Linked DNA regions of Homo sapiens: region 1 is linked to region 2. The links are chromatin contacts, found by Hi-C in ENCODE. All regions are on one chromosome and are shown on one strand. Each heading gives the region's core, a stretch centred on a gene start or an enhancer-like site at or near the end of the contact. The rest is flanking DNA. Distances are from core to core; before and after follow the strand shown.

Region 1 (3,497 bases), core at 954-3,453, 570 kb after region 2:
GGTGATGAGCAAAGAAGTATGTAACAAGTGGAATAATTACAAAAATGGAAAAATAAAGAAGCACAAAAAATAGTGGCACTGTAAAATGCAGTGACATTTTATACTTAATAGCTTTGCAGTTTAGAGGACACTTTTGCTATTACACCATAATGTATACAAATTAAATAATGAGACCTCAGTGAACAAAAGGCAAATAAATAATTTTTACTTATTCTTACTGTTACTAGAAGCAGGAATGGGATATGGAGTATAAATTTTGTCATGCAATAGGTGGAATACAGTATGATGAAGGGCTTCTCAGTAATTTTGGAGAGATCTTCCAGGTAGCTCAGAAATACATGCTGATCTCTATAAAATCTTTCCTGCTGTGTGATTTCAAAAGGAAGGCAAGCTTGCTTGCAGGCATTATGTAACTGGCAACTGCAATTGGAGAGATGTTATTGCCTGGATCTATGAGGTGCCAAACATGGATAGAAACAGCAGAACTCTAATTGTACAGTTCAAGGTTAATTAAGACATTGTACTTTAAACAACTGACCTTGCAGTGAGTGTGGAGAAGGGATTATCTCCAATTAGTGCATCAATTTTGAGGTAAATTACCATCCACGTGGATTATTTTGGCTTAGCATGGGTTATAGATCAGAGTAAGACACAAAAGATGAAAAAGGAAATGTCAAAAGAAGAGCATCATACAGGGTCAGGAACAACAACAACAAAAATCCATTAGTTGCTTCTGACTAAAAGTCTCGTTAATCATCTAGTGAGAATAAATGGAAACTAATACAAAAACATCGTTAATATTTTATGTTACTTCTAGATCATATTTATGTCTTCATACTTAGGTGTATCTGTAGAGTAAACCAGATATATTATTTCATATAGCAGTTTCTTTTTTCATCACTAGATATTTTATTAGCTTTATGTAGTCAAATGTTAAAAGAATAGCCTTCAAGTATCGTTTCAAATTGGTGAAATGGTGGATCCAACTAATATTTTTAGACAAAATTTCAATGCTTAATGTAGGAGGGTCCTATAAAATTACAGAATTGATAATAGTCTGTTAGGTATTTACATATTTATATACATTATCTCAGTATTTACATGGCTTTAATCAATATTATTTTACCTCCTTGGCTAGATGATCACATTATCCAATTGTATATGAAAGCGGCCTTTGGTAAAAGTGAGGAGCTTGTTTAAAGAGTTTCTACTATAAATCTTATAGAAACTATAATAATAATTACAATTCTATCATTTATTTTTTCATGTAACACACACACCTGCACACCTATGCATGCACACACTTACACACACGCATACATATAAATAACAGGCACTGTCCTATTTTCCTTTTGCTATATGTATGATGTTAGCAAAACAGTTACAGTCCCTTTACTCAAGTAATTCTCAGTGGGGTGTGGTCCACCCTAAGGAGTTTAGGAGTTGCACAATGGGAAGATTATCAAAAGTTTTAAGCAAGGAGTTACAAAATCTAACTTACATTTTTATTCCTTTTTTTTTGCTATTTTTCAAAAAAAAATTAATCTGACTTACATTTTTAAAAGCTCTCCTTTAAAAACTTTGCATAATATGATGCATGTACTATGGAGATCCAAGAACTGATGTAAGGATATCAGCCAGGGAGCTAGCGCATTGGTCAAAATGAAAATTAATGATGCTTGATGCTTGGAAAAAAGAATGGAAAGAAAGAGATGGAGAAAAATCAACAGGATCCAGATATAGTTTTGAGGTAAGATTGACAAGACTTGAGGCTTTGAATTTGAAGAGGGTGATGAGGGTGAGGGTGAAATTTGAAGGTGGAAAGGTTCAAAATCAGAAACCTGTTTGTAAAGAAATTAAAAGTTTCATGACAAATTCATACAGAAATCAAAAGAAAATATCAAAACTATATGGGCTTCTTGATAAACTGGATGACATAATATTTTGAATTTTGAATTAAAGTATAGTTTTGATGATGAAGCTGGGTAATGAAGTGAATTCTGGGGCTGACCTACTAAACTACTTTTTAATCATTTACCATTGAGTGGGAGGAATATGGAAGTCATAGTTGACTAAATTATCTAATGGGGGTTCCCTAACTCCTCTCTCTTTTCACAACAAATTTTTAAAAAGTCAGATACTTCCTTTTTCAACTTCCCTTATAGCTAGGGAGTGCCAGGTAGACTTGTTATTGCCAACAAGAAGTGAGTGAAAGCATGCTTCTGCTGCATGTGTTCCTAGAAAGATGTTTCTTATCTGATAAAAGAAGAGAGTCAGATATACCACCTCTTGTCTCGCTCTTTCCTCACTCTCTCCCTTATCCTGTTCTCCCTAGTCTTTCCCTTGCTCTACTGTAGATGTCGCTTCACTTTCTCCTTGTGTTCTCTGACATGTGAGCCATGAGCCACAACTTGGTTTAATAATGTGATTTGGCTGTCTCTCCTCATGCCTGAATAGTCTTGTCATCATAGTTGCTTGGACCAATAAAATGGGAATGCAAGTGAGGTGTCATTTCTGGGTAGCAGTGTTAAGAAGTCCTATAAATCACTAAATATTCACCCAGAATTCTGATAAATCAAAACTGAAATATCCTACTCCAGACATCTTGTTAAGAAGGCAATAAATATTGATGTGGTTTGGCTCTGCCCCCACCCAAATCTCATGTTGAATTGTAATTCCCAAAGTTGGGGGAAGAACCTCTTGGGAGATGATTGACTCACAGGGGCTGGATTTCCCCCATGCTGTTCTCATGATAGCAAGTGAATTCTCACAAGATCTGATGGTTTAAAAGTGTGTGGGACTTCCACTTTTGCTCACTCTCTCTCTCCTGCCACCATGTGAATAAAGTGTTTGCTTCCCCTTCACCTTCTGCCATGATTGTAAGTTTCCTGAGGCTTCCCATTCATGCTTCTTGTTAAGCCTGAAGAACTATGAGTCAATTAAACCTTTTTTCTTCATAAATTACCCAGTCTCAGGTAGTTCTTTATAGCAGTGTGAGGACACACTAATACAGAAAATTGGTAACAGAAGGGTGGGGTATTGCTATAAAGATACCTGAAAATGTGCAACTGACTTTGGAACTGGGTAATAGGCAGAAGTTAGAAAAGTTTTGAAAGCTCAGAAGATAGGAATATGTGGGAAAGTTTAGAACTTCCTAGAGACTTGTTGAATGGTTTTGACCAAAATGCCAATAGTGATATGGACAATGAAGTCCAAGCTGAGGTGTTCTCAAATGGAGATGAAGAACATACTGGGAACTGGAGTAAAGGTCACTCTTGCTATCCTTTAAGCAAACAGACTGGTGTCATTTGCCTCTGCACTAGAGATCTGTGGAACTTTGAACCTGAGAGAGATGATTTAGGGTATCTGGCGGGAGAAATTTCTAAGCAGCAAAGCATTCAAGATGTGACCTGGCTGTTTCTAAAATATATGCTCATATGCATGAACATAGATTATCTGAATCTTGAACTTATATTTAAAAGAGAAGCAGAGCATAG
Region 2 (3,734 bases), core at 97-2,596:
TCATATTTTACTGTATTAAAGGAACTAGATTGTATCTTGTTTTGTTAGAGAACCACTTGAACACATTTTATGTTTCTCTTCCCAGTGCTGGCTTTCACTTTGAATGCTTTAAAAGTGTCTGACTTCACACTCTGAACAGAGCTACTGGGAGTGTTTTAGATGCTACAGAGTGACCTACTTTAGATTATCTAAACTTGAGGTGTGAGAAAAAAATTAAAATCAATTTTGGTAACTAAAAGGAGGAAGTAGAGGTATAGAAGATCACAGAAAGCTGTTAGTTGCACTTTCATGCTGACAGTCTGTGGGAAGATCCAAAGAACCATCTGTTTGTAAAGTCTCTAGGCATGTTTTAACAGTCATGCATACAGGCAGCCTTAGATAATCACCACAAAAAAAGATTCTATCACACTGACATCATTTAGGAGTACTAATGGTATTTGAAATCATATAAGAATAGGCTTAAAAATGAAAGGTACACATAGTCATGTCTAAAGTACTATACCAAATTGTTTTTTGAAGTCTGTTATGAACATACTATTTGAATACATTTTTGATGTTTTATTATGCCCTATCATCTTCATCTACTTTTATGGTTAGCTTTTTATGGTTCAATTCCATTCTGTCTCCTACTAGAGCTTTTATTAGTCATGAGAGATGAGGCTATACTAAAAGAACAACCTCAAAAATCTCTATAGCATAAAACAAAAGATTTTGTTTGTACTCCTGCAAAGTTCCGTTAGTGGGTATTCTCCTTCATTTGGTGTGTTGGGGTAGCCTTAAGGATGGCCCTACAGTCATCCCTGACTCCTTGTATTCATCCCCTCTATATCTCCTTGACTCATCTTGTATTCTTGGATATGGACTGGACTTATTGACTCACTGCTAATGATTAAATACTCAGAAATAATAGGTTGCACTTCCAGTAGTAGGTTATAAAATGACTGTGGTTTTCATCTTGAGAACACTTTCACACTTTCTCCTGAATCACTTACTTCAAGGAAAGTCACCTGCTGTGTTAGAAGGGAATCCTGTAGAGAGGTACTGGTTGCAAGGGACCAAGGCCTGCCAGCAAACCTAAGTGAGCTTGGAGGTAGGTACTCCCTCACCACAGTTGAGCCTTCGGAGGAGACTAGAGTCCCAGAAAACAGCTTTGCAGTAACCTTATGCAAGAATTTGAGCCACAGGCCCCTAGGTAAACTATGCTACGGTTCTTAACCCACAAAATCTGTAAGATGATAAACATCTGTTTGGGAGTAGTTTGTTACACAGCAATAGATAGGTAATATGTCTGGTAGCTTGGGAATCCAGGGGCTTTCCACTTTGTGATTCAACCATAGCAACATGAGACTTCAAATTTGCCCTCGTGTGGAAAAGAGATCTTGGAAAATCCACTCTTGAATTGACACACATCATTTGCACTTACAGTCCATTGGCTAGAACTAGTCATGTGGCTCAAACCTAACCTCAGGGAGGCTGGGAGAAATAAAGGAGGGCATGTAATTCTCTGTGGATATCACTCTCATTATCACATTTGCTCCATCCCTTGTCAGACATTAAATCAACAAACACTTTGAAAATTGCAATGTTAAAAAAAAAAAAAGAAAGAAAAAACATTTCTCAATCCTGTCACCTCATTAAGTTAAAATCCCTAGTTATTCCCTTTATTGCAGTGCTGCTCCTCATAAGAGACAAGTCCAGACAATCTTTCTCTCCTTGCTCTATCTCTATACGCTGCTGAATCCTATGGACTGGACTTATCTGACTTCTACCTTCAAATCTAAAGAATATGATTGTTGAAGATTTACAAGACTTTTTATATTTAAAAAATGAAAAATCTTTTCTGAAGCCCTCATCCTTGACCTCTGAGGCTCTTAATGCAAAATTTATACCAATCTTGTTAGAATTTGTATTCCCTTTCAATTTTTGTGATATATTTTATTATTTCAGTCATTGGAGGAGTCATGCTGGTGACCATTCTATTAATAAATGCAGCATCACCTCCCATTCTTCTCCAATTATATTGGTTTTACTTATTTGGCACAAATATAAGCAGGAAAGGGGAAAAGTTACTTAACATGTCTTTAAAGCATATTTGAGTTATTTTACTTCCCTGATTTCCTGTCTATCAGATTCTAGGATTACTTGGAGTAACAGTAAAATTATCGTTCAATTATTAATATATTGTATCACAAACTATTAAATAGTAAGATAGATTTTTTCTTTTTTTCCTACTTTCCCAAATTTTCCAGTGATGATAATGAAAATAAGCTGGCATCATATTCCAAGAAACAGTGAAAGGTAATTAAACAATGACCTAAGAAAACTATCGGGGAAAGCACCTATTATTTGTCATAAAGATATGTGTTAGATTTACATAAACATATTTTATTATTTAATAATTACAGAATGTTTAATTGGTATATATCATGTGTTTAACATATCTGTTAAAATTGGTTTATTGAATCCAATTTGGTTTGTGTAAGTCTGAGGAAAAGAGTTCTGAAGGGGTATGCTAAGATATCTCCTATAAAAATGTTTCTGATATGACCTTTATATTTTTTCTTTTTCACTTTTTGTTATTCCTCTTGTCCCCTTTAGTATAGGGGCTCCCAAATGTTCTGACTTTGGCCTTATCTTCCAGTTCTCTCTTCCCTTAGTGATCACATCTTCACAGCTTCAAATGACACTGCTCTGGGTATAAGTGTCGAGTGTGAATTGCTACTCTTGACCTCACTCCCAAGCTCAGAGCCTGATTTCCAAGGCCTGCTGGCTGCCCTTCTGACATCTTCTACTCTTCACTTTCAGAACAGAATTCAAACCTGCTTGTCCTCCTGGTTTTATGTTTATGCCAATGGCATGATCCTTTTCCCAGTTACTAATATGAGAACCTCTGAGTCATCTGATTCTTTTTACCTCCATCTCCAGTAGCTACCCAGATCCTGCTAGTCTTGCTTCAGCTATAGCCTTCTCAGCTATGCCGTCCTTTCTTTGTCAGTGCCTTAGTTTGTCTGACGCCTAATATATTGACTCTCATGGAAAAGACACTTAATAAATATTTGCTTATTCCAAATCACTTTGCTTATGATCTACCTTTGTCCAATACATGGTATGTATATATATATATTTTTTTTTTTGAGACAGAGTCTTGCAGTCTCACATAGGCTGGAGTGTAGTGTCGTGATCTTGGCTCACTGCAACCTCCACCTCCTAAATTCAAATGATTCTTGTGCCTCAGCCTCCCAAGTAGCTGGGTTTACAGGCACATGCCACCACACCCAGCTAATTTTTGTATTTTTAGTAGAGATGTGGTTTCACCATTTTGCCTAGGCTGGTCTTAAACTCCTGGGCTCAAGTGATCCTCCCACCTTAGCCTTCCAAAGTGCTGGGACTACAGGCATGAGGCACCACACCCAGAACCATAGTACATATTGAACAGTTTTAATCTTTGCACTTCAAGATTCACAGGTTTTTTTCTAGTGAAACATGTTATGACCTATTTGGAAGTAGCCTCAAAGAATGTTCATGAGAGAGAGAGAGAGAGAAGAAGAGAGAGAGAGGAAATGAGACAGAGAGAGATTATCTTCATCTCCCTCAGTTCCAATAAGGTGTGAAGAAGACCCAAATATCTCAATTGTCCTAATGAAGGGCATAAATGGAAGCTGAAACAAGGAGAATAAGGATGCTATGGTGAAGAGCTGCAGAGCAGACCATACAGCTCAGTCCCTGAATGGCAG

What was found. A loop is a pair of places that touch in the nucleus more often than their neighbours do. Pooled maps may share reads with other maps.
Region 1: a pooled map shows a loop between it and region 2 (14-fold over the local background). The contact joins two enhancer-like sites. A Hi-C loop is called at or near these places in 2 of 37 single-sample maps with no recorded cell type and 9 of 50 pooled maps.

The regions. Positions count from the first base shown.
Region 1 is chr1:198,601,302-198,604,798 of GRCh38, reverse strand. No RefSeq gene overlaps it. Among named protein-coding and RNA genes, the nearest start is that of PTPRC, 36 kb to the left of the region's middle. Within about 2 kb of position 2,203, at least 2 of the 41 ENCODE cell types and tissues checked have a DNase peak (open chromatin) inside an H3K27ac peak, as active enhancers do.
Region 2 is chr1:199,170,068-199,173,801 of GRCh38, reverse strand. All of the region lies in intron 3 of LINC02789 (long intergenic non-protein coding RNA 2789), which reads right to left. All of the region lies in intron 1 of LOC107985243 (a long non-coding RNA gene), which reads left to right. Among named protein-coding and RNA genes, the nearest start is that of LINC02789, 23 kb to the right of the region's middle. RefSeq lists an enhancer at 207-256. Within about 2 kb of position 1,346, at least 4 of the 41 ENCODE cell types and tissues checked have a DNase peak (open chromatin) inside an H3K27ac peak, as active enhancers do.